Linked DNA regions of Mus musculus: region 2 is linked to region 1. A link is a loop called in an ENCODE intact Hi-C map of the cell type or tissue named here. Cell type or tissue: left cerebral cortex. All regions are shown on one strand. Each heading gives the region's core, and the rest is flanking DNA. Links, peaks and the distances in the headings are about the cores only.

Evidence for each region. Peaks named below come from ENCODE experiments on the same cell type or tissue, not always from the same donor. Only the 100,000 strongest peaks of a DNase experiment are listed, where the experiment ranks them.
Region 2: it touches region 1 in a loop (2.2-fold over the local background); 2 of 42 quality-filtered maps call a loop at or near these places.

The regions. Positions count from the first base shown.
Region 1 is chr16:16,321,135-16,337,393 of GRCm38, forward strand. It overlaps Dnm1l (dynamin 1-like), which reads right to left. Exons shown (of 21, transcript NM_001360008.1): 7 at 15,719-15,881; 8 at 12,695-12,815; 9 at 10,867-10,998; 10 at 8,669-8,875; 11 at 2,841-2,961; 12 at 2,488-2,643; 13 at 2,196-2,285; 14 at 450-542. Among named protein-coding and RNA genes, the nearest start is that of Yars2, 26 kb to the left of the region's middle. In left cerebral cortex, for the core only: no CTCF peak of the experiment used is centred there; a DNase peak (open chromatin) is centred at 10,323.
Region 2 is chr16:16,419,502-16,435,760 of GRCm38, forward strand. Fgd4 (FYVE, RhoGEF and PH domain containing 4) reads right to left here. Exons shown (of 17, transcript NM_001301817.1): 15 at 6,266-6,406; 16 at 4,415-4,555; 17 at 1-3,319. The coding sequence ends at 3,062. Among named protein-coding and RNA genes, the nearest start is that of Dnm1l, 69 kb to the left of the region's middle. In left cerebral cortex, for the core only: no CTCF peak of the experiment used is centred there; no DNase peak of the experiment used is centred there.

The sequences.
Region 1 (16,259 bases), core at 8,939-11,438:
CCTCCACTTAACACATCACGCCTAATTCGCTTTTTGAGTGTTAAAGAAAGGGGTGGGCACTTTACTGTGAAGAACCTACACTTTTCCAAATTATGAAGTTAGGTAATTCTTTGAATGTTTCCTTCATCGCTTGCAGAGCCAAGAAACAAATAAAACAAAACATTCTCAATTAAAAGCATTCACTTGGTTTTATATACTTCAATCCAAAGAACTATAATAGTTACTGAAAAGGAACAAGAACATTCTTTAACATTAAAATAAATCCTCTTTGATTAATAAGTAGAAAGTAAAAATAATTGTCCCAGGTGACTCTGAGATCTAAAATTAACAGAACAATGTAATGAATTTACCATATTTCCTAGGCATACAACCAGCAGTAATATGCCACATCTCTTGTACAAACTTACTCGCACCTGATCCAACTCTCTGAAAAATGATGCCCTACTCACCTCTATATTATTGTTCATTAGCCCACAGGCATCAGCAAAGTCGGGGTGTTTTGTGTTGATATACGCTAGCTCAATTGCCACTAAGTTATGCACCTATAAAAAACAAAATAAGGTTAATGTGAAAAAAAAAATATGACAGGCTAACCTAACCCTGAGAAGTCTATATATGAAAAATTTATTATACAGACAATATTGCAAAAGTATAAGAAACATTTTCATACACTTGATGACTATACTCCAAATAACATTTTATGCTCAATGATAATTAACTCTAATTTATTTACCTTCCAGAGTTAAAATTGTACTATGAAGAAAGAAAACATGACATTAAGATAGCTTTAAAGTAATTTCTTATTACTGGGAAAAATTATGTACCTGTGTAATTTTAAGTTCCAAACCTTCAATAAGCAACTTTGTTATTCAAATTTCAGACGATACATTATAGCAAAGTTTATGTTCCATTTTAAAATAAATAGTTCATAAGTAGGCATAAGTAAGAATGCTAATTCTATTCAAACAATAAACGTATTTAAGCCTGAGGTAGTTAGGAATAACTTAGCCTTAACCATGAAACAGACAGATAAAATCAATGGGGCTAAAAGTCTAATGAGACAGCATTGAAAAGGGAACATGAAGACTTCTATTTTCAGTCTTCTACACAATTCCTAAGGCTTAGAGAGAATGAACTTAAATCTTTATCTTTAAAACAATTAATGCTTATTCATTATCCATAAGTAGTCTCACTTGTGTTTTCATACATGTTTTAATTATACTCACCACTGCCCTTCTTGTCCCCCCTGCTGACCCCGTTCTCTTCCCACCTAGCAGTCCCACTTCTCTCCCATGTCTTTAGTGACCTGATCCCCTTGAGTTTCATCTGTCTGTAAAGGCTGCTTACAAATATACTGGTGAGGGTAAGGGATTGTTTACAGGACCATGGCCACCCTTAATGTCTTTTTATCTTCTAGTCTTTAAATGTTTCTGGTCACAGCTTTTCTCCAAAACTGACTCCCCTACTGCCAACTCTGAACAAAAGAAAAGTTATCTAAGTATTACTTATCAAGTACCAAATGAACACAATGTGAGCTACTTGTTAGCCCAGTAGCTGTTTGATGGCCATGTTAAATTAACAAGGTACATGTAAAAATATGGAGGTCATACAAGAGGAACCAAGGCTCTCTCTCTCATGGCTGCCCTGTACTGTCTCAAGTTTCAGAATACCACTTAACGGTGCGGAGCTGGTGACAGGGAGTTTCAGTGATTCAGTGATGCTGGTGGGTATGAGGTGAGGCTCAGGCTTCTGACTCTAACAGTAATCCCTGCGACCCAAGTGACCACTCAGCAGCCACTCACCAAGACTTCCAAGGATACTATTCATGGACTTCAGAAGGGAGGCTCAAATGCATTTTTAGTTGCCAGAAGGAAAAGTGCTATCCACTTGGGGGCATAAGCATAATTTCAATTTCAGCATTTTTATAGGGATGGGAGTGGACAGCTACAGCTCACTATAGGAACTGCTATCATTAGGATATAGAACAAGCAAAATGTGAAAGAGGCCAAATTACCCCATGTGCTTTAGAATAAAAGCAAACTTGCTGCAAAGGTCTGGTTAGTGAGTCCAGAGACAAAGGATTTCCCACAAAAATCAATGGCAGCACAGAACTTCTAGAAGCAGCTACTCAAGAAAGTCAACAATATTATGTACTCACGAAAACTAACGGCAATTCAAACAAGACCAAAGCTCACCATTTCATTTGTCACGGGCAACCTTTTACGAAGAAGACAGGTCACTACTTCAACTATGGCATCGTGAAGTTTAGGGAACCGTAACAATTCCTGAATGTAATAAAGAAGTTAAAAATGTTAGTCTGTCTAACTGGAAATGAAACAATCACTAAAGTACTGAATTAGATTTGGATCTTACATTTAAGAATGGCATTTCAAATCAGTGTCAGGTAAGGAAGCTAATGATGTTACTTTTAGCTCATTTCCTCCCATTCTATGAGGACTTTCTGGTGAGCCCTGTCATTCACAATACCTGTGTGCTGTAATTGCTACAATGCTGAATGATCCTCTGCATCTCCTCATGGACCAGCTCCACACACCGTAGGCTGGGCTCTTCTAGACGCTTAATCTGACGTTTGACCAGTAACTCAAATGAAACTTCAGGCACAAATAAAGCAGGACGGGGGCCCTGAAAACACAAAACTTAGCTGCTTCTTATTATAGCTATGTACAATTTCAGGTCTTCCAAAGGATTCAAAAAAGAATCCCATTTTTGTTCTTTTTCCTAAAAAATATTTCAAGTATGAGAACAAAATAAACTGTACATATATTTAAAATATGCTTAAGCAACTGAAGCTCTAATCTTCTGTTGTTGGATATACTCACAGTAGCATTTCTGATGGCAGTCAGGATGTCAATAGTGTTAAGGCCACCTAGTGGGTCCACAGATTCTAAGGTTCGCCCGAAAGTCTCATGGAAAATATAACAAATCCTAGCACCACCGCATCTGGAAAATATATATAGGAATATGCATTACTATAAAGAAAACGAGCTACAAGTTACATCTTTTTTTAAGCTTTAAGGTTGTTTCACTTTCTGACAAAGTCTTATAAAAAACTCAACGGCTGTATTAACTTATATATCAACAAAAATGAATGAGGGTTTCTCTCTTAATATATATACACTTGAAGTATGTTGTAAATATGTTACATTTCTTTCAAAATTTGTGATTTTTTTCCCTTTAGAGCTGAGTAGTATTTATTCCACTTATATATAAATGTTTATACATTGTACATTTATCTGTTGTTAGCTAAGCAGGTTGATCCCAACTCCTTAGTGAATAAAGCAACAGTAAACATGGAGTACAGTTATCTTTCTGGTAGGTCAGGAAGTCCTCTGAGTATAGGCCCAGAAGGAGCTGGGTCACATGCAAGCTCATTTTCACAATGGATTTATTAATTTGCACCTTCCATGAACAGTGAATAAGGAATCCTATCTTTCTAACATTCTATCAAATTTGTTGATGAACACCACTCTGACTGGGGTGAGGTAGTATCTCAAAACACTTTTTAAAATAATTATTGGTCATCTGTGTGGTTTTGTTAAAACTATTCCATTTATTTGCCTACTTGTTGATTAGGATTTTATATCCTTGGTATTTAGTTGTTGCAATTCATTATAAATTCTGGCATTAGCATCTTTTCTAAAGTATAGCTAGTAACATTTTTTTGTTTTGTTTTGTTTTCCCTATTCTATAGGCTGTTTGCTCTGCTAATAGTTTCTTCTATTTTCATGTAGTCCCCATATGTTGATAATTGGGACTAGGTTCTGTGTTTTGGTATTCTATTCAGAAAGTTCTTGCCTATCCCAATGTCTTGAAGGGGAATCTTTATGTTTTCCTCTAGAAGTTTCAGTGGTGTTTGATCCATTTTGAATTTATTTTTTGTATAGGTGAAAAATTCTGAATTCATCCTGCTTGTGGACATCCAGTTTTGCCAGCACTATTGTTGAACAGGCTTTTTTCAAATGAATGTTTTTGCCACTGTCAAAAATTAACCAGGCATAGTGTTCTCATTTTAATTCTGGGTCCTCTACTCTATTCTATTGCTCTATCTGTCAGATTTTTATGCCAGTACCAGACTGTCTTTATCACTCTAGCTCTACAGTATAATTTGAGGTTGGCATGTGGCCTTTTGTGGGTTCGTAAAAATTCTTGTATTTACAAACCCATCAAGTATGACATCAAATTTTGATAGATATTCCATTAAATCTGTGAATTAATCTTGGTTTCATGGCCATTCTCATAACATTAATTTTGTCAATCCAGGAGCAAGATTTCCCCTTTTAAGTGCCTTGAAGTTCTTTTTTGATGAATATTTATTTATTTTTGAATTATTTGAATAGGATATTTCTCCTACTTTCTTTTTTTGAGAGTACATTGTTGATATATATTAAGTATTTTTTATGTTGATTTTGTACCACGTACCTTTATGGTGTTTATTGGGAAATCTGTCAGTGTAAAAACAATCTGTAAAAAGTGACTTGAATATAGGTACACTACAATAAAACATATAGCCTGTCACTTAAATTTTATATAATTTCCAAATGTCATGAAATACTAAATTTTTTATTTAAAAACTTTATATTTATAATATATAAATATCATTTTTAGTCTGCCTAGTTATAGAGGGAGGAAGAAAAAAACAGCAGGATGAGAACAAAAGAAAACAGACACCTAGCAAGGTAAACAACAAATCCTGTGGCTCCACGTCCAGCAGCATCTAGGCTTATGATGGAATCATGCGAGTTCCAAGCAAGGGTCTTGGGCGACCCCACATTCTAGCTCTGCTACCCACAGTATACAAACTCTTTCTTAAGCCTGCAGCTTGTTAAATGGCCAACAGTCTTGGCATTTCAAATATTCAGGGCTCCACTGCAGCTTGAGTTTCACCTTCGTAGCCTCACTTACTAACTTATTAATTATTCAGTGCCTGCTTGTAGAGAACCAGTCCTGTCAGTTTGGCCTGGGAGGCTTTTCAGCATTAGCATAAGCCCCTATTAGCCTGTGCACACTTGTATCCATTATTCCTATAAAACCAGTACCACACAGATGACACATGCTTTCATTCTGATGCATATACGCTGGGAGAAAGATTTGAGGGACTTCTCTGTGTATTTGTTGACAACTTCATATGTCTCTATCCTTAAATCTAAAGTGTTTCTGTTTGTTTGTTTGTTTTTTACTGAGTATATGGACAGAAAAGAGAGGGAGAGAAAGGGAGGGTGGGGGAAATAGAATGTTTAGGGTCATGTATTTTTTATATACTACTGGCAGTAAGTTGTTTGTGACATCCTGATTTGAAGAAATGATGTCAAGATATATAGCACCTGATAAAATATAGGCATTTATCTGCCTTATAGCAGATGTGTAATGTGTAAGTTAAAGCAGAACAGCAGGAATAATCTCTGGTTGGCTAAAATAATGATAATTTTGTTTTTATGTTTTGTTTTTATTTATCTGCATTTCCACTACCAATTATATACTATGTGTGCTGGTCATGCCCAGACCTCCATGTAAAGGTCTCCAGTACTGGTTCAACAATGATAAATGTAGACACTAACTTGATTTCTAGAGCTAAAATGACTTCTTTTTTTTCGAGTCATATCTTCCCCTCTGTCTTAAGTCTCTACTGCTGTAATAAACACCATGACCAGAAGCATTTTGGGGAGGAAAGGGTTATTTTCCCTTATATCTTACAGTCCCTAATAAAGCGATCACGGGAAGGACTCAAGACAGGAATAGGGGCAAGAGGTCATGGAGGAGTATGCTTTATTGGTTTGCTTAACCTGTGTTTTTACAGAACTTAAAACCACTATCCAAAATGGGCTAGGCATTCCCACATTAATCCAATCAGTCAATCAATCAGTCAATCAAGCAATCAAGAAAATGCCTGACAAACTTGTGTATAGCCAACCCTATGGGTGCATTGTCTCAAATTAAGAGTTGCTTTTCCCAAAAGGTAGAGACCTTGTGTCAGGTAGATATAAAACTAACCAACATACTTGCCTTACCAAATCCCACCTATGGCCAACCCAAGAGAGAGGCCTGTCAATCACAGGCCTGTTTTTCAAACTGAGCTCTCACTGGCTATACCTAACAATGGCCAACTTTAGGACAAAAGAAAACTTCAATCTTCCCACCCTCCTTCCTCTAAAATCTGTAAGAATGGACTGACTGCCATGTGGACCTGAACTCTCCTTGGAGCCCCTGTTCCCCAAGCAGCAGTCTTCCCTATTTGTCTATGGTGTTAAAACTTGAAATCTCTTCTAATAAATCTCATAAAAAGGATAATTTATTACAATGTCCTCATTAGCCTTAAACTCAAAACTTTTTAATGTGCATTAAGGAAGTAACTAGGCCGGGTATGCACCTCAGTCACAGAGTACTTGCCTAAGCAACCCATGCCCCAATTAGTTTAAGCATGATTATTCTTTTGCTGGTTTGGACATGACTGTTTGGGTAGGTTGGGACTTGGCCTGGCTGAGGAAGGATGTCGCTGGGGGCAGGCTGTGAAGTTTTAAAGCTACACTCCACTGTAGTTTACTCCCAACTTGCTGCTCTAGTGTCATGCCTGCTTGCTGCCTCCCCACTGTAATGGTGATGGACTCCTAGTCCCTTGGGAACCATCAGGCCAAACAAAACTACTTCCTAATATAAGTTGCAAGTTGCCTTGCTCTGGGTGGTCTATTACAACAATAGAAAAATCACTAATACAAGTTTAAGGGTGAAAAGCTGGTGAGATAGCTTAGTATTACAGAGTAACAAGAAGCTATCTTGGACTTTGCCCTGATAGACTTGGAAACTAGAGCAGAACAGTAACAGTAGTAGCTAGGTCTATGGCAATAGTACTAGAGCTACTGACATTCAGTATAGAGCAGTGACGCTCAACCTTCCCAATGCTGTGACCCTTTAATACAATTCTTTTCTTTTCTTTTTTTTTTTTGAAAACAAGACTTTTTTATTATATATTTTCTTCATTTACATTTCACATGCTATATCCCCAAGGTCTCCTATACCCTCCTTCCGCCCTGCTCCCCAATCCACCCATTCCCACTTCCTGGCCCTGGCATTCCCCTGTACTGGGGTATATGATCTTCGCAAGACCAAGGGCCTCTCCTACCATTGATGGCTAACTAGGCCATCTTCTGCTATATATATGCAACTAGAGACACAGCTCTGGGGGTACTGGCTAGTTCACATTGTTGTTCCTCCTATAGGGTTACAGACCCCTTTAGCTCCTTGGGTACTTTCTCTAGCTCCTTCATTAGGGGCCCTGTGTTCCATCCAATAGATGACTGTGAGCATCCACTTCTGTATTTGCCAGGAACTGGCATAGCCTCACAAGAGACAGCTATCTCGGGGTCCTGTCAGCAAAATCTTGCTGGCATATGCAATAGTGTCTGGGTTTGGTGGTTGTATATGGGATGGATCCCCAGGTGGGGCAGTCTCTAGATGGTCCTTCCTTTGAATATTAGCCCAGAAACTAAGAATACCCAAGATACAATTTGCAAAACACATGTGTAGATACTTAGTTCCTTCTTAGACTGGGGAACAAAATACCATGGAAGGAGTTACAGAGACAAAGTTTGGACCTTTAACACAATTCTTCATGTTGTGTTCACCCACAACTATAGTTATTTTTGTTGCTACTTTGTAATTGTAATTTTGCTACTATTATGAATCAAAATAAAAATATGTGTTTTCTGATTGTCTTAGGTGACTCTATGAAAGTCAGTCAACCCCCAAAGGGTCATGACTCATAGATTAAGAAACATGCTGTAGAGAAATTGGGAGATTCTCACCGGGGATTCCAGAAATTATTCCCTCCCCCAGCTGCAGGTCATCTTGGGAGATGAGAGACTAGTAAAGGAAGTGAAACGGTGACTGAAGGTAGGGCATGTAATGCAGAATCCATGAGACTGCATGGGGTAGGACAAGGCATCAAGATAGCTATTATGAGGTTACCCACACTTCTGTAGCTAACTTTGCATGTGCTCTGTAAACAAGCTCAATACATTCATTAGGCTCATCAAGTCGGACTCCGGTGACATCCGTCACCGATAGACATCTGGGGTGATTAGCTGTTCGTTTGCCCCTCGCTAGCTCCCTAGGCTTGAATAGGCCTGACAACCCAAGCTCAATCCCTCAATCTCACAAGGTGGCAGGAGAAAGTCAACTTCTGATAGTTGTCTTTTGACCGCCACATGTCTGCTGTGTCGGGGGTGAAGGGGAGAGGAAAGAGGTGGGGAAGGGAGAAGTGAAGGGGGTAGGGTGAATTTTACTTTAAAAATTAAAGAAAAAAACAAAAAACCAAAACAAACCAAACAAACAAACACTTCAAAGGCAGACATTATGCATAGCCTTAAAATTCTAGCTATGTAGGAAGCTGAGACAGGAGGATCATGAGTTTGAGGACAGCCTGAGAAACTGGGAAGGGAGATTCTTTAAAAAAAAAAAAAAAAGTTGCTTTTTAAAAAACCTGTAACTTTACCATGTTTTTACACAATTTATAAACATATGACACAATACTCCTCCTATCATTTCTACAAATTTATATTCCTGTTTTATGGACAATAAATCACAGATGATCTAAGTCATTTCAAAGATTCTTATAATCCAAGCAACCAAATCTTTACAAAAACTTCTTACTTACAGCTCAGAAGTTTCAATGTACTTTGCGGTTCCTTCAATCGTGTTACAATACTCTGTGGCAAATTTGGTAATAAGCTGGAGTAAAGTAGCACTTTTATCATCCACCGGTTCACCATAGCTATTTAGAAGAGACTGATACTGAGCAGCTAAGACATTTATTCTTGTTTTCAGCTCTGGTAAACAATCTCTGATATGATGCATAAGTAACCTGAAAGTTTAGAAAAGCAGGGTTGTAGCATAAAATTAGGTATTCTGATACTTTTAAACAAGCCAATTAAAAATGTGTAAAAAAGGGCAAATCTTCTAGTACTCAGATCTTCAACATGTCCGAGGACTTGGTGGCTGGTTACCAGAAAGACGAGAAAGAGCAAAGGATTGGGATGTTCAATCCCAGATGACTTGCTCACCAATGGCTAGTGAAGTATGGATCACATCTGTATGAGGAAGCGGCCATAACTCAAGTAAAAAGTTCATGGAAGTAAAAAGGTTGTGTAGCAAGGCATGCCCAGAAAGAGCATAAAGCCCAGCTCATGTGTCAGCATTCCATAGACCTTACCTTAGCTATCTCTCCTAACTGCTTTACCTGTACCCTTTATAATAAATAACCTTTTATTATACATGAGCAAACATAAATGAGTATCCCCTGAAGCCTATCACCTATCACCAGGGAAGCACATTCATAACTTCTGCTGTCACTTGACATCTGAAGTACAAGGAAAAATCCTATAACAAACTGAGGCCTCGTGATGATGACTCTATGTAAATAGTGTCAGAAGTGAGTTAGAGGACATCTAGTTACAATCTAGCAAAGAATTACACTGTACGGCATATGGGGGAAACTCAGAAGTACTCTGTTCATCTGAGTAACTGTAATAAGAAAACACATTTTTAGCTCCTCCACCATAGCACAACAAGAAGAAATACAGCAATCTTAAATTACAGGTCCTTAGTCTAAAAACCTTACACAAAAGCTGTGCTGGTCAATTCTTTTCACGAATACCTTTAGCCTACCAAGCCTAGTGGCTGCTAGAAAACCACAGGTAAAACAAATAACGCACATTGTTTTTGTGTCACAGTAAAGTAAGCCATGCGGTCCAATCTACCTGTAATTTTGGTTTAGTTACAACAGGTACTTAGTATAGTATAAATAAACTCATCTCATTAAGACCCAACTTCATTTTCCTTTAACTTACAGGATAAGAGATAATGGTTTTCACTTTACTCCTTATATAAAAGGAAGGCTTTTAGTTCCTACAGCATTAGTAGATATTCAGAACTGTAGGTATGGAACTCATGTTATTTCTATCATGAATAAATGTGATAGCTGAACCACACCATGTGATAACTGAAAAATTTAACTAAATTTATGAAACCTAAAGTGTTTGGAAGTCATCTAATATCTCAGTAAAGTTCAAAATCCTGTGAATTTTTCTTAACTGCTCAGTCAAGGTACTGTGGTAGCAATTGCCCTGCTGACATCAGTCCCCAAAACTTCCTGCACTTGACACCGGCATTGATGCTGTCCAGTCAGCTTGCTACTGTTCTTATGGCTCACATAAAACAGATGCATATTTTGATTTCATTAGATAACACTTCAGCAAGCCAGAAATAGACGGCTATGAACTGCAGAGATGAGCAGACTCCGCAAGGGCCTGACTCCAGGCACTGAGTCACTGCCGCTGCTCTGTAAGCCTGCGGACAGTTAAAGGATTCTGCTGGTGTTGTTTGCATTTTGGAGGTTGTGAAGGAAGACCCCATAAGTAAATTTAGCCCTATCTGGAACTTAGGTCAACTTTAAATGAACTGGAAATCTCCACTCCAGAGGATCCGGGCTTCAACAAAATATAAACTCCTTTTGATGGGGTTCCTAAAGATTTCTGCTATTACTACTTGATTGTAAACACTACTGAAAATGTTTTATTTGAACAAATTTTCTTTGAGTATTAAATAGTAATTTGGGAAATGAGTTTGAATTGAAAAAAAAAACCCACTTCCCAATTAAGAATATTATTTGAATACTCACTCCATACTACATGATTTAATATCAAACATCCCAATAAAAACAGACATTTGCTTCACAGGAACCCAGAAGTAAGGCTGGAGGGAACAGTATGAAAAGATATGAAACAAAACAGGAACAGTCTAGGACAACTATTGGCAAAACAAAAACATTTCATCTTCAAAAAGTGAAAATGTTACCTATTCAGGGTCCTAGCAAGATACTTTGTTCCATTTCTGTTGGCCAGAGATGGGTACTTCTTTTGAAGAAAAGCATACTCATCACGGATTGAATCAGTTACACTCTTCTTATTGTTAATATCCAGTTGGCTTCTATGGTTGAAAAATAACAAACTTGTTCAACTAGGGTCTGCTCTGATGAGCAGCTGCATCAGATGATGTCTCCTGACTTCTAACACGGCGTTTACTTACTCCGCAGCAGACACCATCATTACACTTTATACAAGGCACTGATGTCTCAATGAACTCACCCAAGGAAGGCACAGACAACCTAGATTTGAACTGTATGACTGAACTTAAAAGATGAAGAGTATCAGCTTCATTGTTACTATTAACCATAAGCTAAAGCAGTATCCTTAAGTAAATTTTAGATTGATATACAAATGCAAGTATATCTTAATCTGCTTTATTTTATCCATGGGCAGGTGATTGATTTCTACCAAAAATTAAAGTTAGCTGAAAGTGTAATTATCTACAAATATAGTATGCAGTAGTATATATAGCACATGCTTGCCTGAAAAGAAAATAGATAGGTTTTCTTTAAATGTGGAAAGGAATGTATGGAGGAACATATAGAGAGAATTGGAATGGACCTTATATATCACTTAATAAAATATTTTAGTTTTTAAATGACCTGAGGGCCAAAGATGTTATTACAAGTGATTTAAAGTCTATTATATCCAGACCATGTAGAAACTAGAATTAGAACTTGGTCTCTTGACAACTAGTTAGTTTCCTTACCATAGAGAATCTCTGACCTAAGAGAAACTATCACTGTTCCACACTAGCCCTGCCACCCTGTGAGAATTCCAACAATACTGTTGCAAACTGCAACAAGAGATACTCAACAGCAGTTGGTTTGTTTCTGTTCTATAGTTTTTAATGCCAGCAAGTTTTAGGATGTATCTTTAAAGTTTCCAAGTTACATTCTGGCAATTACACAGTATTACTAATGATATGGGGTTAAAATAATCATTAAAATTCCACTACCTTTAAATTTTATTGATTAGGCACAAATTAGATAATACTTATTTTCTTTACCCAATGCCCTTATACAGAATTTAAATAGCAGGCAAGAATCTGCAAAAGCTAATTATTAAATCATCTCTTGTTTTTTTACTGATTACCTTAGAAACAATTTTTATTAGAAAACTCAGAGAGGAAGAATAATTTTTAAAAAGGGCCTTGGAAGTGACTCCATGTAAAAGCACTTGTTGCCGTGCCTGATACCCAAGTTTAAACCTCAAAACCCAAATGGGAGAAAGAGAAAACTGGGTCCTGCTAATTGTCCTCTGACCTCCACATACAGGTTCATACTTTAAAAATCAAAACTACCACCACCACCACCACCACCAAAGCCCACAAAACTATTTCAGAGAGATATTATGAACTTCATCTCTTTACAGTGCACTGACCTCTGCAGCAATATAAGCATTAGAACAGGAGGGAAACACAGGATAGTATCACATTTCAGACTGATTTTCAAAAATTTAGACTTGCTTTAAAATGAGAATGCTATGATTCTTATCCTATTCATTAAAAAAAAAGATTTTATTTTTATTTATGTGTATATGTGTGCATCTGCATGTTTATATGAGCACATGTATGCTGGCGGTATCCTTGGAGGACAAAGAGGGTGATGGATCCCTTGAAACCAAAGTTTTAAGTGGTTGTGAGTTACTCAATATGGGTGTGCTGGGAATCAAACTCTGGTCCTCTGTAAGAGTAACAAGTGTTCTTAACCACAGAACCAATTCTCCAGCCCCTTTATTCCATTTAAATTGCTAACCTGTTAACTACTCCAATTATTCCAAGCTTGACTGGAATAACCCTTCCCATCAATACATCCATGGCATCAGTACCCGCATCCATGAGATCAAGTTTAGTGATTACAGCTAGAGTTCTGCGCCCTGGTAAATATGAAAAGGAAGGGGAAGAGAGATCCATTAAAAAACCAGCATTAAGTTTAGTAAAGGTTTTCATCTATAGTTCTACTTAACATATTGCCTCTTTTACCATTTTGTTAAATATTTTCCTACCCTTTGCCTCCCATACTTTAAAATAAATTTAAATATGGCATACAATTTTAAAACTTGTTTGCATGAGTAATTTTTAAAAATAACTTTTAAAAATGATGTGTATATGAGTGTGTATATGTTTGTGCATGCGGGGGTTGGGAGGTGGGGCACAAGAGGGTGGTGGGGGGTCCTCTGGAGTTAGAGTTATAGACAGACACTTGTGAGCTGACTGATGTAGGTGCTGGGAACCAAACTCTGGTCCTCTGGAAGATTAGCAAGTGCTCTTAACCACAGAATCAACTCTCTAGCTCCGTAATTTCTTATTATTTCTTAGGTCAACATTTCTACCCATTTTATGTTTATATGTGTGGCTCTACATGTTTGTACATGCACACATGTGCTGGTGATATCCTTGGAGGACACATGAGGGTGTGGAATCTCTTGGAGCCATAGTTATTTACTATGGAGAATCTTGCTCCTGCCCAATCCCTTTGGTGGTGCTGGGGAAGAAACCTTAGGGACTTAGGCAAGCTTAAATAACTACTGTATTAATGAACTACACCCCCAGATTCTAATTTGGTTCTTTCTAACAAGTACATACCACTTTACTACATAACAGCACTATTACCCAGCAATGTCCTTTTGCTAAGCAACCAAACCCATATTCCAGTCCTCCTTTTGTAAGTCTTAGAATGTTATGTGAAAGGATGTCACTGATGTCTTTCATTCACCGTGACTCATCGGAGTGCTGTCCACATTGTAGACATTGAAGTAGACGTTAGCAATCACTGTTCAACAGTGCTCTTTATTACATGGGTGTACTAATTTGGCTATTCAGTCCCGATTTGAGAAATATTTGAGTTGTTTTTAGTTTGGGGAGACTATGAATAAATTCAACATAGATGTTAGTATACAAAAGGGTATTTTAAAAAATTCATTTATTCATTTATTTTGGGGGTGGAAGGAATCAAAGGGGCAGATCACTTTCAGGAGGGAGTTTTTTCTCTCCTTTCAGATCATCAGACTTAGCAAATCACTTGCTTAACAATCAACCTGCTAAACCAAAACTCTGCCAAGCCCTAGATTCTTTAAACAGTATGTCTCTGAGTGGACAACAGCCTGAGCTAACCTCAGCGTGTAACCCTCTTGCCTCAGCCTCCTCGATTGTTGGTATTGCATGGCTCACCAGGCTCCAGACAAGTTTTCAAATGAAAATGTAAAATGCAATTGCTGACTGGAGTTGTTTGTTCTTCTTCCCCAAAGTAAATGCAGCACTCCACATCAATACATGCAACAATTCCAGCTGCTCTGCAGGCATGACCTCAAGTAGACTGTTTCCTAGTTATGGATATCTTTCTTTTGTTCCCAATCTACAAATCATTATTTATAGTCATTTCACATTATCTTATCCCCATTAAGAAGTTACTTCTAAATTGCACCTAATTGCTTTTGTGTGTATGTGCTATGCATGTGTATTTACATTGAGTCCATACATGGGATATCTTCCTAAATTACCTTCCATCCTATTTTTTGAGACAGGGTCTCTCACTGAAGTTCGAAATCACCTATTGGCTAAACTAGCTGAACAGTAAGCTCCAAGGGTCTGTCCTTCTACTTCTGCTTCGGGCACTGGGACTGCTAAGGTGTTCCGTTGTGCCTGCCTTCTAGGGATGTGAACCTGGGTCCTCACTCTTGCATTGGAAACACATTTGCAATTCATATCTCTCTAGCCCCAGTTTTAAATATTTGATATTATATATTAATATTGATTGAAATGATTTACCTGTAATGTACTGCCATTTTGGTTGTTAGATCATCTACACAACAAGTTCCAGGCCAACCAGGGTACATAGTAGGATATTGTCTTAAAACAACACAACAGAAAACAAAAAACAAACCACCTCCCACCCCCCAAAAGATTACTAGATCAAATGTATCTCCATCTTATTGCATGATTATTTTATGTATGTATGTATGTATGTATGTATGTATGCATGTATGTATGTATTTAGAGACAGGGTTTCAGATATGGCTAGCCACAAACTCACTGTAGCTGAAGATGACCTTTTCCGGTTCGTACCTCCCACATCCTAGGATTACAGGTATGCACTACCATACCTGACTAATTATGAAAGTTTTAATTATACTTGTACAGCTTCTATCAAATTTTTATTTGAAATTAATTTTCAAAGCAGAAAAGAACCTGTAACACAGATGCTGGTCCTCCAAGAATTTAGGTGACAAAACAGTTTCCTTATGGGTCAATTACCCACTCACTTATAAAGCTAGCATTTCATACAGGCTCAGCGACACCTCTAATATCCCAAGTATCATCTGAATCACAATCTGGGTAAAGAATGATTTATAAAGAGATGCCTTAAAAGACTCTCTTCTATACTGAGCTTGTCTAGTGTTTTTTGTTTTTGTTTTAAATCTTCAGAAAGTAGATTCAATTATTTCCTGTATGATAATAATCTATACAATTATGAGTTATTTATTCTTAAATGTTGGCAATTCAAAAGTTGAAATTTCATTTACATAGTAATTTAATGTTAAAATTATAACTGGGTAGTTACTGAAAATATATATCTTATGGGGTAGTGTTTTTTACCTATCCTTTATAGCAATCAAGTAACTATTTTCCATCTTAATTGCTATTAAATTTATTAGAAAAGTAAGAAAGCATTTTTAAGCTCTCTACTAACTGGATACACTCCTTTCAATAAAATTCTTTTCTTGAGGAAAGATTTACCATTGTAAATCAACATCCATTAAATATAAACATCTGCCCTTACCATCTGGATCTACCTCTCTGGAAATCTTGAGTGCTTCTGATGTTGCCATATCTGTATTTGCAGCAGTGACGGCGAGGATAATGGAATTGGGATTACTGATGAACCGAAGAATAAGTTCTCTGATCTGAAGCTCGATGTCCTTGGGCTGATCGCCTACAGGTACCTAGACCAAAGGTGAACTATAATCAAAATCAAATCAGCCTTTTCCATGCATTTCATTCATAGAATACAAGTATTTCTGTACTTAAAATAGCTAAAATAAATTAATAATGTGCTATAGAGATGTCTGGGCAAAGCCTTAAGATGTCACTTCCAAATATCAGAAATTCACTATAGCATAAATCATGTCAACAACGGCTGAGAATCAACTGCATCCAGATGAGCTGCCCTAGTAATACGAAGCACACGCAAACCATAAACAAGTAAGTAATAGGCACACACAGGTCCATCATCCAAGTGGCAGACAGAGCACAGAGCACAGAGTACAGCAGAGCAGAGCAGAGGCTGCGGAATGATGCTTTTCAATTCCTGCTTTAAATGA
Region 2 (16,259 bases), core at 4,532-7,031, 94 kb after region 1:
TGGTAGACTTTCAACAAAAGCAACAATTATGTTGAAAGTTGAAATGCTTTGAATGAATAACAATTTTACCAAAGAAATATTTTCTTAAATTTGAAGGAAGGACATTTTTCTTAAAGATTACTTTTGAACACACTAAGCTAGAGAAAATAACAAATTAAGAACCATATGAAACATTTATTTGATCAGGAAAGGAACTGATACTATGTTCAGGCTCAGTTTATCATGAAACCCTACTTATCTCAAAAAGAGGTTAGTTATTCTAACAACCTCTTGGATTGGAGTTTATTTGAATTAGATTTTTTAATGTGTATGTGCATGCACACTGTCCATGCATGTGTGTTCACATATATTTAGGGAACTGTGCAAATGTGGAGAGATCTGAGGCTATGTCAGGTGACTTCCTTGGTGCCTCTCTACCTCATCATTGAGGCAAGGTTACTTACTGTTCCTGCACTCGCTGCTCTGACTTGCCTGGATAGAGCACCTTCACCAAAACTTCCTGGCCCCACCTCTGTTGCCCTTGCTTGCCTGGCCTTTATGTGGTCTCCGGAGACCTGTCTGAACTGTTTCTCATCCTTGCATAGAATTCTCCTTAGCCCCAGAGTTGAGTTCTTAATAAGTAACTAATATTATTCTATTACTTTTTTCTCCTACTAAAAGTATTTGTGGTTATTTTGAGAGAGATGGGGAAAGTGGTTTGTGCTTGGCTCAGTGTGGGGAGAAGTAAAGGTGAGAACCAGAGAAGATCCTCTTCTGGCACTCACACTCCTTACTGAATGAACACTAGAAGCATGCTAACATTCTTTTTATGAGTATCCTTTCAATAATCTAAGTTGAACTACACTGAATATCTAATCATATTCCTTCTATTCAAGAATTTGCTGGTAGGCAAACATGTACTCTTCTTGCTGATCAAATAGTTTTTTTTTTAAATATTATCTGACATAAATCTTCTAAGTGAGACAGTTCACTCATTATTCTGCTTATATTTACAGAAGTCATCCTTATTCTGATAGTCATTCTACATATTTACTGCTTTTCTTTTCTTGAAATATGAAAAATAAAGTAAGATGTATAGTTATTGTTTAATTTTATCAATAGGTACCCTTCACACCTGGTTTCTTTCCTCCCACTCAAACACAGCATCAATGCTGACAACTAGAAAAGAGAAACAATGTACAATTTCTTTCTATATGACTCTCATTTAGTAGGGAATAAGGAGATAGCTTTGTGTTTTGCCCATTAGTGATTCTAAATAGATGGTTTAATGTTAATGTTCATGTCTGGTATTTCATGGAGGAAAGCAACCTAATTGGTTCCCTTGCTCCTTTGGAGTAGAAAAAAAATGAGACGTTTCTTGTGCAACATGAGGTGTATAAATGTATGGTGGTCTCAATTTCTGATAAATTGTACTCTACATCTCAAGTGTAGCCCTTAAAGATTGTGTGTAGTGAAGACATTCTATGGATTCCTAGTAAACAGTACAGTAAAAGTGGTAATGTTTGGAGAATGGAAAAGAAAGGAAAAAAGTCTAATATGAGAAAAGTATTAACTTAAACAGTAAACTCAACATAAGATTTTAGTCACAAGCACAACCTAATAGACAGCCATAGTTCATCTGAGAGTCCATGGGATAAAAAGGGAGAATTCTGCAGTTTCTTTAGTGCTTCCCATCTCATAGAAATCTGCCATTATTGATTCTGAAATCCTGGTTTCATCTATCTTTTCTAGTGAATGATTAAGCATAAATTTCCTTTACTAATAACTCTCTTCTCCCAGATAAGCTGGCACACGCATGAGCTCCGCTTTGTAGCTGACAGAAGGAAAGCTCACCCAGCCACCTTGTGTTTATTAGATGTTGTCCTCATTTACCCGTCCATAACAGTCCAATGGAAAGGAGGACAGTAAACAGTAAACCAGCGTCTTCCATATATCCCAGGGCTCTATAAGGTCAGATGTCTTATATAGTTTTAGGAAGTTTTTGCATATGTTGACATTAAATTACCATGACAATTATGTTAATATAAAATGTAAAGTAAGCCATACATTTTAATCTCTGTGACCAAAGTGCACTTAAGTTGAGAATAAGCAGAGTAGTTAAAAATAATAATGTTTAGTTACTATTTACTAAACCCTCATCTTTTATCTAAATAAGAATTAATAGCACCTTCTAAGAGAGGCACTGTTTTAAATAGGTACAGAACAAAAGAAAAATAGTACTCTAAAAATACTGTTGAAATTCACACTATATCTGACACCACATAAATTACTCTTTTTTACTATAAAAATATCAATACACTTAGATTCTAATCAGTTCAACATAACTTACCAATTTTTCTTAAATTTAGAACACTGCTAAGTTTAGAAATAAAATAGGTTTTATATTTAAAGAATTAACCAGAGTGAAAACAAAACTAAAGCTGAAGAGAAAGCTGACATATTCATACTTATTTTCAATATTATATACAGGCAAATTGATTTGTATTTTAGATATTTTATTATTAGGAGTAATTCTACAAAACAAGTATTATATTAAGTCAAAAAGTATCAACATCAGGAACCTATAATTTTTTGTGTTGTATAAGAACAGAAACTATTTACATAGCATGAGACTTACAAACTAGACAAGTTCATACAATACTCTAAACTGTCCCTGTACTTTTTACCATAGATCTATTTTGGTTACATGGAGGTATATTTTTCACACTCTTACAAGTTCTACATGTGAACAAGACAATGAAGGATTTCTTAAATGAAAGGCCCATTATAACCAGGTAGTGATTCGACAGTTAACATTTTTTAACCCACTCAAGGCAAACATACACAGTTAAGGAATAGCTTATCAAAAAGGTTCCATTTTCCACATTATTTTAGAACTTCAACAGAAGAATGGCTCTGCATACTGATTTTATTATATATAAACATATGAAAGAAGTCCCCAAAAGATGTGTTTATGAAACCATATTTCTCAATGCAAAGTGCTAAGAGACAAGGAAGGAGAGCTGGGGATGTCTTGAGCTATGTGTATTACTGGAAACTCCACACTAGCAGCTGCTGAAGTTTAGCATTCTGACTTTTTCTTGGGTCCAGGGAGATTGTTCAAGGTGGCTAGATGCTCACTTGGGCCATCTGGTGTCTCACCTGTGACAGCTAGAAGGATGATTTTCAGCCATTTCTGTTTCAGTTCCTCATTGTCTGCAGCAAAGCTATGCACAGACTTGGACTGGGTCAGCTTGAAACTATGTGGCAGATCTGCACTCTTAGGCATATCATCCACAACGTAGCCCAGGAGGGGTATGGTCGCTTGGGCTCTGACATCCTAAGGAAAGGACATTGTACATATAAGACATATTATTACATAGGTGTATGTGGTCCTTACTCCTACAAACTCTTCCCTGCCTACTGTCCCACACATCCTCGCTCAGGAACTCTCTTTGGATGGAGGCTGATTTTAGTGTCTGTCGATGGGGTCAACAATGGTGTTGGCTGAAGAAGATAAAGGAAGTAGAGCTGACACCAGATGAGCAAAATCGTCCTGGTGCAAAGCTTGCTCCTGTGGGAAGCTCATTCAAAGCCCGTGCTTTCTCCACTCAGTGAAAAGCCAAGATGGAGGGTGAATAACAGCAATCTTAAAGTTTAAAACCAGCATTACTAAGAATTAAAAATAATATTTTTTTTAATGATTCATTCTTCTTAATTATTGTCAGGGAAAACAGAAAAGTAGAATAGTTTTAGACAGTTCTAGGGATTTTTCTTAAAATGTTTTCTAGATCTTGATGTAGGATGAGGCTAAATAAAGTCTGACAAATTTAAAACAATATGTTTCTAAAGTGCAGGAATATATAATTGCTTTAAGTGTTGTTCACTTTCAAAGCAAAACAATCTACATACCATGTTCTGGCTTATACTAGAAGATAAGCCAGCATTAGAGCTGACCCCAGGTCTCTAGCTTAGCTGTACATATGGGTCACGAGAACTTATTGCTGAGTATTATTACCCCAGGACTTATGGTGACTCCTTTCTTTCAATGATTTTGTTCTTACATCTCTAGTACTGTCAACAAATAAAACCAAACACAAAATGACCAAGTATTTCCACTCTCTACAAACCGTTTGCTCCCCCTCTTTACCTCCCCTTTCTTCATCTCCTTTCTACTCACTCCTACGCTCCTTATTCAACTTGCCTTTTCTCACATCTACTAAATAAGAATAAAAGATGAACAGGGATATGACTTATCAAATGCATATTAAGCAGCTATAAGAAGAATATCAGTTTAAATCAACAAAATCAACTTTTCCTTATTTTAAGATAGGCCACAGTGACACTGCCTGAGCTCTTTGTTCTCCTGAGGGTTGGCTTCCACACGTGTCCCTCTGTCCTGGCCACACCATTCAAATACACATGGCTTAGTTACCTGAGGAGCGCCATACATGTACAGCACAAGGGGGTCTTGCTTGGGGATCACACACCAGATTTTCTGCCAAGGCTTTGACTTTTCCATGTACTGAAGGAAACTGCACACCTCACTATTTCCTGATACTTCTGCTGATTCAATCTAGAAAATACAATGGAGAAAAAGAATAAACACAATGAATCAAATGGGGATGAAACATGCCTTAAGGGAAGTATTTATAAAGTACAGTATATGTATATAGCATGTCTCCTTTGGTTGTCTTTTAAAAAGGTATATTATATTTACTAGTTTTTCTTTATCGGGATGATGGATAAAACTACTCTGAGGTCATATTTAACTCTTTATTATTAGACTCAGTACATAAATGGTCAACATTTATTGACTGTTCACTATATAGATTTGATTTTGCTTGAGATGTATATTTTCACACCAGCATTGACAAGGTAAGTGCTTTCATTGTTTCTAAAGCTCAGAGTTTTTAATGAGATTCTTAAAGAGTACATACTTAGAATTTGATGTGCTAGAATTTGAGCTCAGTCAGCCGGAATCAACACACTCAACCTATGAATCTAATATTCCAATAATGTAAGAATATAAAGTCAAAAAGGCAAGATGTGACCATCAGTTACCTTTAGTATTAAGGTAATTAGAAGAGTCTCACTAGAGCAAACTTCGCTTACTAATATATTAAGTACTGGATGATGGGAAACAGAAACATTTGGCTAAGGAGCTTTATTAGAAATAAACTGTTTTGCTTCTTTTCCTATGAAGGGTATTGCTACTCAGTGTTGTCCACATGATGTAAGGGGGATAATGGTGTGGCCTTACTTTGTGCCAATTGATACTGGCTCACATTAGCAGTCAGCAAACAGTTCTAAAAAAGGTCAGAGTCCAAATCAAGGCCACCATATAGGTACTTACACATGAAGAAAGCAAACATATCCTAACTGATTAATATTTATAAAATTAAAAATAAAATTTAAATATGTAGACTTTTATATAATATAGATCTAGTAGTAAAAATATGTCACTGCCAGAAGGCAACATTTTCTTTTCAAACTCTTCAAACTACAAAACACAAATCAGCCATGGAGCTGCATGCCTATACCCCAGTAATTGGGAGGTGGAGGGAGAAAGCTCAGGGTCACATTTGGCTAAAATCAAGGCCAGTTTAGGTGACCCCTGTGAAAGGATCATTTGACACCCTAATGGGTCATGCCCCCACAGGTTGAGAACTCCTTTCTAGAGGACCAGAACTTTGTGAGACACTGTCTCAAGACAACAGCAGCAGCAGCAACAACAACAAAAACCAACAAACAAAACAACAATGGAAAACTTCAAAGCAATTTGATTTTTTTATGGTACTTGTGGTAGTTGATCTTGACTGTTAACCCAAACGGATCTGGTATTAATTGAGGCAGATTGGCAGCAGCTTAGACTACTAAGAGTCAGAGGGAAAGCAGTGCTTAGCTTCTTGCTGGGAAGATGCCTTCTCCATTGTTGCTGCTGTTGCCATTTCTTGCTGCTTGGCTTCCAACCTGGGCTGAAAATCAGCAACTTTCTAAGAACTGTGCAGGCCTTCAGTGCCAGACTGGTCTATGAGGTACTGAACTGAAGAGCTATCAGGTCCTCTGTCATACATACTCATTCTGCCAGTTCTGTTCCTCTAGAGAATGAGTTCTCAACCTGTGGGGCATGACCCATTAGGGTGTCAACAAACTAAAATAAAAGTATGTGTCCTGCTCACAGTTATCCTGAATGTGAATGCAAAAACAAGTAAGGCACATTATTTGCATCCTTATGACTAAGAGAGTTTGTCATCTAAGAATATGAAGAGTTCACTATTTTTACCTCTAAAATGCCCCTTCTTTTCTTTTCTTCACTGTCTGTGAATCCACTTATTATCTGGTAACAGTCTTTACAAACCTTGTTCAATCTTCCACCATCATACTCAAGCTGAGCTTTGTAGTCAGAACATTTCCAACAAACCACCTTTAATTTTAAAAAGGATATTTAAAATGAATAATTAGGTCTAGGAATAATTAAGACAATTAGATTTAGGAAATATTCATACATACAAGAGAAGGTTAAATATAAAAGTTATGTTTTTTTAGTCTAAGAACATTTCAAAAGATACTGAATACATCAGAGTATTTTAATAATGTCTGTGACAATCTGAGCACCACTTTCACCTCTAAAGGCCCTTTGCCCTGGATGTACCATACCATCCATCTCCTCTCCTAGTTCCACATCTCAGAGGAAATAGTACAGTCATATAACAGCAGGTAATTTCTGATGACTACTTACCTACCTTCATAGATGCAGCACATTATGTCCTCTTGACTTTAATTTCTAAAGGTCTTCAATCTTTTAAGTTATTAGCACTCACATTTGGACTCTCAGAGCCTGAGTGGTCCTTTCCACATCCTTAAGTTCTACCTAACATTATACAAGAACAAAATTTTCAAGTCTAGGCTAGAAGTCTTATAAGTTTGGTATGTTCCTCTTATACTTAAATATCCTTTGATCTAAAACCATGCATTGTGATACATGCTTTTAGTCCCAACACAATATGAGTAGATACAGAGGCAAGAAGATCTCTGTGAGTTCAAGGCCAGTTCAGTCTACATAGAATAGAGCATTCCAGGCCAGTAAGGGCTAGACAGTAAGACCTTGTCTAAAATATACCAAACCAAACCAAACCAAACCAAAAAAAAAAAAGCCAAACCAAAACTAACAAGTAAAAAACAATTCTTCAGTCATTCCTTTGTTTCTGGTTAAAGAAAAAAAGTATTAGCTATATTATATATTAATAGTAATACATATTATATTTGATTGGCCTATCTTCAATGGCACTGACTTCCTACATCCCCAAAATGCCATGCTCCCCTCTTCTTCCACCTCTTATAGTCCTTGAAGTCTCAAATTCTCTTCTTCTTCCTTTAGTGTTTAGAACAGAGCCTGGCGATGGTGAAGTTTTAACTATAGACTTGTGTATTACTTGCCCATCTCCTATGAAGTTCTACAGGAGGTTGCTTTAAAATATTTTTTTCACCACACACAACAGCTACAGAACGTCAATGTAGATGAGCATAATGCAAATGCATGAGTAAATGGTGCTTTTCAAATTATTACTATTGTCTAGAACTTCTTTTTTAGGTTTAAATCATTACTTTCTTGCTTAGGAAAGTACTTTTTGCCTCAACCTTATAGTAGGTAAAGTTCATTTAAAAATGTATGAGCTTTTAAGTAAACAATTTGGAGTATGTTCATAGCAGTTGAAATACAGAAAAACAATGGTCAAAGGCTCAGTAGTAGAACACAGCCTTGGTGTTCAAAGCCTTGGGTTCAATTTCTACCCAACCTTGATATGTACCATAGTATTCTGATTATAACAACAAAATTACTTTGGAGGTTTAATGGTAGACATACATATATCTGTAAACTCAATTCAACTAATCTATTTTCAAATCATATCATTTGGTAATCTATATACAAACACGTTTTATCTTTTGACCAAAGTACAAGTATGTCAGTACCAGAAATCATTTTAAACAAACCTAAAGATCAATTTAAAGTTTATTCTGAGGTAGTTGTTTCTTTATTATTTAATTTTGATTATAAACGGCCTCACTACATTTAATCTCAGTGTCAGGAAAAGAAATTCAGGAAACTTTAAGTATGAAGGAGAACAACCTTAGACTTATGCTGTCTGATAGGATGCCATGATACCAGAGTAGGAAGCTGGAATCACATTACCAGGTCTGCTTACCCATTCTTATCTCAGAGACAGAATTAATCCCATTGTACCTCAATTTCTGCCCCAGGGTTTCTGCCTATTTTCCAAGGCCTATCAAGGTCCCAGTAGCTCTCAGGAATAGGCCTTGAGAGCACTTGAGATGACAGCATCAGTGATCTAATGTGGTAGAATGAGCGTATCATTAGCTCACTCCAGTGCCTGGTGTTTTAGCATTCATGTGACTACCTTATTGACTCAGACTTTAGGTGTCTGCAGCTGGTGCTATTCTCAGGCAGTCTGCTCTAGCTTTTTGTTCTTAGGGTTACCCACTGAAAAATGTATTATCACCAGGGACTCATTGTCAACCTGGAATACCTGTTCTTCATTTCCCAACATGCCTCATTTTTCCAACTTGTTCCAGCTGTCCATTACTATGCAGCATTGAACTACAGAAATCTTTGTTTCCAATATTTTGTCACGACTTCCATTATTTACCCAAGGCAAACATCTACAATCCTCCTTTGTGATTTCATTACACTTATTCATGAACCTGGTCTTCTACCTTCTGTGGCCTGCATTGCTGAATTCTGCTATGGAAAAAAAATCATTGCTGTTAAGCTGCCTGGCATCTGTCTGGATTTCTAACTAGAAATTTCTAAAGAGGAATGAGTCCACCTGTGTCAGTGCAACATTCACTTTCTCTCCTCTTATATACACATCCCTTTTCCCTTACTTTCAGCTGACCATTCTGTCCAATTCAATAAAAATATAACACTGACCTTAAACACCCCCATTTCTCACTACTAACATGCCCAAATAGTAAAATTCCCTCCAATTCATTTATCATACTTGCATCTGTCTTTCTCCCTTCTTTTCAAAGAGAGGACTTTGCCCTACCCTGCAAAAGCTGTAACTTTTACCTGTACTGCAGTTTCTTTCTTTAAAAAATTTTTTTATTAGGTATTTTCTTCATTTACATTTCCAGTGCTATCCCAAAAGTCCCCCATACCCTCCCCCGCTACTTCCCGACTCAGAGCATTTCTCCCTGGAACGTTTAGCCCCTGGACATTCCCCAAGCTTGTTTTCCCTGATCTCTAAAACTACAGCCAGAAAGAAGCTCTTTGTTCTCTATAGCCAGCAAAAAGCCTTTTTGTTTCTATACTTTACAACCAGAGATGCCTGCCTTCCTGTGCCGAGGACACGGAGATAAAAATTCAGAAAGAACTCACTCTCCACTCCTGCCTTGTAAATTTCACCAAGGACACCCAGAAGAGAAGAATTCTCCTCCCAACTCCTCCCAACTCTTCCCAACTCCTCCCAACTCTCCTCCCAACTCCTCCCAATTCCTCAGTAGGCTGTTAAAAGCCCACTACTGTCACCATTCAGGGTAGAACTCCCATGCCCTGTACAGTGAAGGGACTTCGTCCTCAGCTAGCTGATAAAATAACCTCTTGCAGTTTGCATCAGGTGTGGTTTTCTCTCAGGTCACTGGGGTGCTGACCAGCTCATCCCAGGACTTGAGTGGAGACCCAGCTTTGGGGGGTCTTACACCCTGACTCCCACTTCTTGGCCCTGGCGTTCCCCTGTACCGAGGCATATAAAGTTTGCACAACCAATAGGCCTCTCTTTCCACTGATGGCCGACTAGGCCATCTTCTGATAAATATGCAGTTAGAGACACGAGCTCTGGGGAGTACTGGGTAGTTCATATTATTGTTCCACCTATAGGGTTGCAGATCTCTTTAGCTCCTTGGGTACTTTCTCTAGCTCCTCCACTGGGGGCCCTGTGATCCATCCAATAGCTGACTGTGAGCATCCACTTATGTGTTTGCTAGGCCCCGACATAGTCTCACAGGAGACAGCTATATCAGGGTCCTTTCAGCAAAATCTTGCTTGTGTAGGCAATGGTGTCAGCGTTTGGAGGCTGATTGTGGGATGGATCCCCGGATATGGCAGTCTCTAGATGGTCCGTCCTTTCATCTCAGCTCCAAACTTTGTCTCTGTAACTCCTTCCATGGGTGTTTTGTTCCCAATTCTAAGAAGGGGCAAAGTGTCTACACTTTGGTCTTCGTTCTTTTTGAGTTTCATGTGTTTTGCAAATTCTATCTTATATCTTGGGTATTCTAAGTTTCTGGGCTAATATCCACTTATCAGTGAGTACATATCATGTGAGTTCTTTTGTGATTGGGTTACCTCACTCAGGATGATACCCTCCAGGTCCATCCTTTTGCCTAGGAATTTCATAAATTCATTCTTTTTAATAGCTGAGTAGTACTCCATTGTGTAAATGTACCACATTTTCTGTATCCATTCCTCTATGAGGGACATCTGGGTTCTTTCCAGCTTCTGGCTATTATAAATAAGGCTTCGATGACATAGTGGAGCATGTGTCCTTCTGACCGGTTTGAACATCTTCTGGATATATGCCCAGGAGAGGTATTGCGGGATCCTCTGGTACTATGTCCAATTTTCTGAGCAACCACCAGACTGATTTCCAGAGTGGTTGTACAAGCTTGCAATCCCACCAACAATGGAGGAGTGTTCCTCTTTCTCCACATCCTCACCAGGATCTGCTGTCACCTGAATTTTTGATCTTAGCTATTCTGACTAGTGTGAGGTAGAATCAAAGGGTTGTTTTGATTTGAATTTCCCTGATGATTAAGGATGCTTACCATTTTTTTCAGGTGCTTCTCAGGTGAGAATTCTTTGTTTAGCTCTGAGCCCCATTTTTTAAATGGGGTTATTTGATTTTCTGGATTCCACCTTCTTGAGTTCTTTATATATATTGGATATTGGTCCCCTATCAGATTTAGGATAGGTAAAGATCCTTTCCCAATGTGTTGGTGGCCTTTTTGTCTTATTGATGGTGTCTTTTGCCTTACAGAAGCTTTGCAATTTTATGAGGTCCCATTTGTCAATTCTCGATCTTACAGCACAAGCCATTGCTGTTCTATTCAGGAAAATTTCCCCTGTGCCCATATCTTTGAGGCATTTCCCCACTTTCTCCTCTATAAGTTTCACTGTCTCTGATTTTATGTGTCGTTCCTTGATCCACTTAGATTTGACCATAGTACAAGTAGATAGGAATGGATCAATTCATATTCTTCTACATGTTAATTGCCAGTTGTGCCAGCACCATTTGTTGAAAATGCTGTCTTTTTTTCCACTGGATGGTTTTAGCTCCTTTGTCAAAGATCAAGTGTGTGGGTTCATTTCTGGGTCTTCAATTCTTTTCCATTGGTCTACTTTTCTGTTGCTATACCAGTACCATGCAGTTTTTATCACAATTGCTCTGTAGTACAGCTTTAGGTCAGGCATGGTGATTCCACCAGAGGTTCTTTTATCCTTGAGAAGAGTTTTTGCTATCCTAGGTTTTTTGTTATTCCAGATGAATTTGCAGATTGCACTGTCTAATTCGTTGAAGAATTGAGTTGGAATTTTGATGGGGATTGCATTGAGTCTGTAGATTTACATCTTCTGAGATCTTCTTTAATTTCTTTCTTCAGAGACTTGAAGTTCTTATCATATAGATCTTTCACTTCCTTAGTTAGAGTCACGCCAAGGTATTTTATATTATTTGTGACTATTGTTAAGGGTGTTGTTTCCCTAATTTCTTTCTCAGCCTGTTTATCCTTTGTGTTGAGAAAGGCCACTAATTTATTTGAGTTAATTTTCTGTCCAGCTACTTCACTGAAGCTGTTTATCTGGTTTAGGAGTTGTCTGGTGGATATTTTAGGGTCACTTATATATACTATCATATCATCTGCAAAAATTGATATTTTGACTTCTTACTTTCCAATCTGTATCCCCTTGATCTCCTTTTGTTGTTGAATTGCTCTGGCTAGGACTTCAAGTACAATGTTAAATAGGTAGGGAGAAAGTGGGCAGCCTTGTCTAGTCCCTGATTTTAGTGGGAATGCGTCCAACTTCTCACCATTTACTTTGATGTTGGCTACTGGTTTGCTGTAGATTGCTTTTATTATGTTAAGGTATGGGCCTTGAATTCGTGATCTTTACAAGACTTTTATCATGAATTGGTGTTGGATTTTGTTAAATGCTTCCTCTGCATCTAAGGAGATGATCATGTGGTTTTTGTCTTTGATTTTGTTTATATAGTGGATTACGTTAATGGATTTCCATATATTAAACCATCCCTGCATCACTGGAATGAAACCTACTTGGTCAGGATGGATGATTGTTTTCATATGTTCTTGGATTCGGTTAGCGAGAACTTTATTGAGGATTTTTTGCATCAATATTCAGAAGGGCAATAGTTCTGAAGTTCTCTATCTTTGTTGGGTCTGTGGTTTAGGTATCAGAGTAATTGTGGCTTCATAGAATGAATTGTGTAGAGTACCTTCTGCTTCTATTTTGTGGAATAGTTTGTGAAGAACTGGAATTAGATCTTCTTTGAAGGTCTGATAGAACTCTGCACTAAACCCATCTGGTCCTGGGCTTTTTTTGGTTGAGAGACTATTAATGACTGCTTCTATTTCTTTAGGGGATATAGGACTGTTTAGATCATTAATCTGATCCTGATTTAACTTTGGTACCTGGTATCTGTCTAGAAATTTGTCGATTTCATCCTGGTTTTCCAGTTTTGTTGAGTATAGCCTTTTGTAGAAGGATCTGATGGTGTTTTGGATTTCTTCAGGATCTGTTGTTATGTCTGCTTTCTCATTTCTGATTTTGTTAATTAGGATGCTGTCCCTGTGCCCTTTAGTGAGTCTGGCTAAGGGTTTATCTGTCTTGTTGATTTTCTCAAAGAACCAGCTCCTGGTTTGGTTGATTCTTTGAATAGTTCTTCTTGTTTACACCTGGTTGATTTCGCTCCTGAGTTTGATTATTTCCTGCTGTCTACTCCTCTTGGGTGAATTTGCTTCCTTTTGTTCTAGAGCTTTTAGGTGTGTTGTCAAGCTGCCAGTGTGTGCTCTCCCTAGTTTCTTTTTGGAGGCACTCAGATCTATGAGTTTTCAACTTAGAAATGCTTTCATTGTGTCCCATAAGTTTGGGTATGCTGTGGCTTCATTTTCATTAATTTCTTTCTTTATTCCTTCCTTGACCAAGGTATCATTGAGAAGAGTGTTGTTCAGTTTCCATGTGAATGTTGGCTTTCTATTATTTATGTTGTTATTGAAGATCAGCCTTAGTTCATGGTGATCTGATAGGATGCATGGGACAATTTCAATATTTTTGTATCAGTTGAGGTCTGTTTTGTGACCAATTATATCATCAGTTTTGGAGAAGGTACCATGAGGTGCTGAGAAGAAGGTATATCCTTTTGTTTTAGGATAAAATGTTAAATCCATTTGTTTCATAACTTCTGTTACTTTCACTGTGTCCCTGTTTAGTTTCTGTTTCCAGGATCTGTCCATTGATGAAAGTGGTGTGTTGAAATCTCCCACTATTATTGTGTGAGGTGCAATGTGTGCTTTGAGCTTTACTAAGTTTCTTTAATGAATGTGGCTGGCTTGCATTTGGAGCATAGATATTCAGAATTGAGAGTTCCTCTTGGAAAATTTTACCTTTGATGAGTATGAAGTGTCCGTCCTTGTCTTTTTGATAACTTTGGGTTGGAAGTTGATTTTATTCGATATTAGAATGGCTACTCCAACTTGTTTCTTTAGATCATTGCTTGGAAAATTGTTTTCCAGCCTTTCATTCTGAGGTAGTGTCTGTCTTTTCCCCTGAGATGGGTTTCCTGTAAGCAGCAGAATGTTGGGTCCTGTTTGTGTAGCCATTCTGTGAGTCTATGTCTTTTTATTGGGGAATTGAGTCCATTGATATTAAGAGATATTAAGGAAAAGTAATTGTTGCTTCCTTTTATTTTTGTTGTTGCAGTTGGCATTCTGTTCTTGTGGCTGTCTTCTTTTTGGTTTGTTGAGGGATTACTTTCTTGCTTGTTCTAAGGCATGATTTCCGTCCTTGTATTGCTTCTTTTCTGTTATTATCCTTTGAAGGTCTGGATTCGTGGAAAGATAATGTGTGAATTTGGTTTTGTCGTAGAATACTTTGGTTTCTCCATCTATGGTAATTGAGAGTCTGGCCGGGAATAGTAGCCTGGGCTGGCATTTGTGTTCTCTCAGTTTCCTTATAACATCTGTCCAGGATCTTCTGGCTTTCATAGTCTCTGGTGAAAAGTCTGATATCATTCTGATAGGCCTGCCTTTATATGTTACTTGACCTATTTCTCTTACTGCTTTTAATATTCTATCTTTATTTAGTGTATTTATTGTTCTGGTTATTATGTGTCAGGAGGAATTTCTTTTCTGGTCCAGTCTATTTGGCGTTCTGTAGGCTTCTTGTATGTTCATGGGCATCTCTTTCTTTAGGTTTTGGAAGTTTTCTTCTATAATTTTGTTGAAGATATTTGCTGGCACTTTAAGTTGAAAATCTTCATTCTCATCAACTCCTATTATCCGTAGGTTTGGTCTTCTCATTGTGTCCTGGATTTCCTGGATGTTTTGAGTTAGGATCTTTTTGCATTTTGTATTTTCTTTGATTGTTGTGCCGATGTTCTCTATGGAATCTTCTGTACCTGAGATTCTCTCTTCCATTTCCTGTATTCTGTTGCTGATGCTGGCATCCATGGTTCCAGATTTCATTCCTAGGGTTTCTATCTCCAGCGATGCCTCACTTTGGGTTTTCTTTATTGTGTCTACCTCCCTTTTTAGGTCTATTATGGTTTTGTTCATTTCCATCACCTGTTTGGATGTGTTTTCCTGTTTTTCTTTAAGGACTTCTACCAGTTTGGTTGTGGTTTCCTGTTTTTCTTTAAGGACTTGTAACTCTTTAGCAGTGTTCTCCTGTATTTCTTTGAGTTATTAAAGTCCCTCTTGATGTCCTCTACCATCATCATGAGATATGCTTTTAAATTCGGGTCTAGGTTTTCAGGTGTGTTGGGGTGCCCAGGACTGGGTGAGGTGGGAGTGCTGTGTTCTGATGATGGTGAGTGGTCTTGGTTTCTGTTAGTAAGATTCTTATGTTTGCCTTTTGCCATCCGGTAATCTGTGGAGTTAGTTGTTATAGTTGTCTCTGGTTAGAGCTTGTTCCTCCAGTGATTCTGTTAGCCTCTAACAGCAGACCTGGGAGAGTAGCTCTTTCCTGAGTTTCAGTGGTCTGAGCACTCTCTGCAGGCAAGCTCTCCTCTTGCAGGGAAGGTGCACAGATATCTGGGGTTCGGACCTGCTTCCTGGCAGAAGATGAAGGTCTGAAACAGGGCCTGTCCCAGAAGCTGTGTAGCTTTGGCCTGGCCCAGAAGCTGTTAGCTTCTGTAGTCCATACTCTTACCTATGCAGACTAGTCTCAGAGGGATCCAGGAGCCAAGATGATTTCCCCAGGTGCTCCAGCAAAGCCCTCCCAGGTGGGGAGGACACCTGTCCTCTGGCAGGGAAGGTGCCTGGATTTCTGGAGCCCGAAACGGGGTCTGCCTCAGTAGCTGTCCTCTAGGGACCTTGGGGGTGTCCTCCGACTCCTTGCCCAGGTGACCTGGTGCTGGCGCCGACTGGAAGGGACTTGTGACCCTGGTCAGGCTGGGTTTTCTGCTTCCCTAATGCTGGTCCTGCGAGATTGGAATGGAACAGAAGTTGTGTTCCACTCACCCGTGGTCCTAAGATCACATGGAGAGTCCTCTAGGGACCTTGGGGGGGGGGGTTTGTCCGCTGACTCTGCGCCCAAGGTGACCCAGTGCTGGTGCCAACTGGAAGCTGTACTGCAGTTTCTGTCTCTTGCCTTTTCAAACACATCGACTTCTTTGATTATTCACATTCTAACTACATCCCTGTTACTTTTTTGTTGTTGTTGATTTGTTTTTAAATGATCATGCCCAGCCACAGAATTTCCTAGCTATTTTGCTCATGGATAAAGCCTTTCCTCCTGCAGGGATATGTTCAAAGCTCCTCCTGGTTCCCCTGATAGGATGAGGACATTCTTCCATTTAGACATCTAAGCAAATATTACTCTCCTGCACATAGTCTTCTATTGTCTAATTAAATTTTGTCTGAACTCTCCAGTTCAACTTTCTGGTTCTTTCTTTCTCCATCATACTTATTTGAATTCTTATCTATTTTCTTCTTCACAATGTAATCTCCATGAAGCTAGGAGCTAT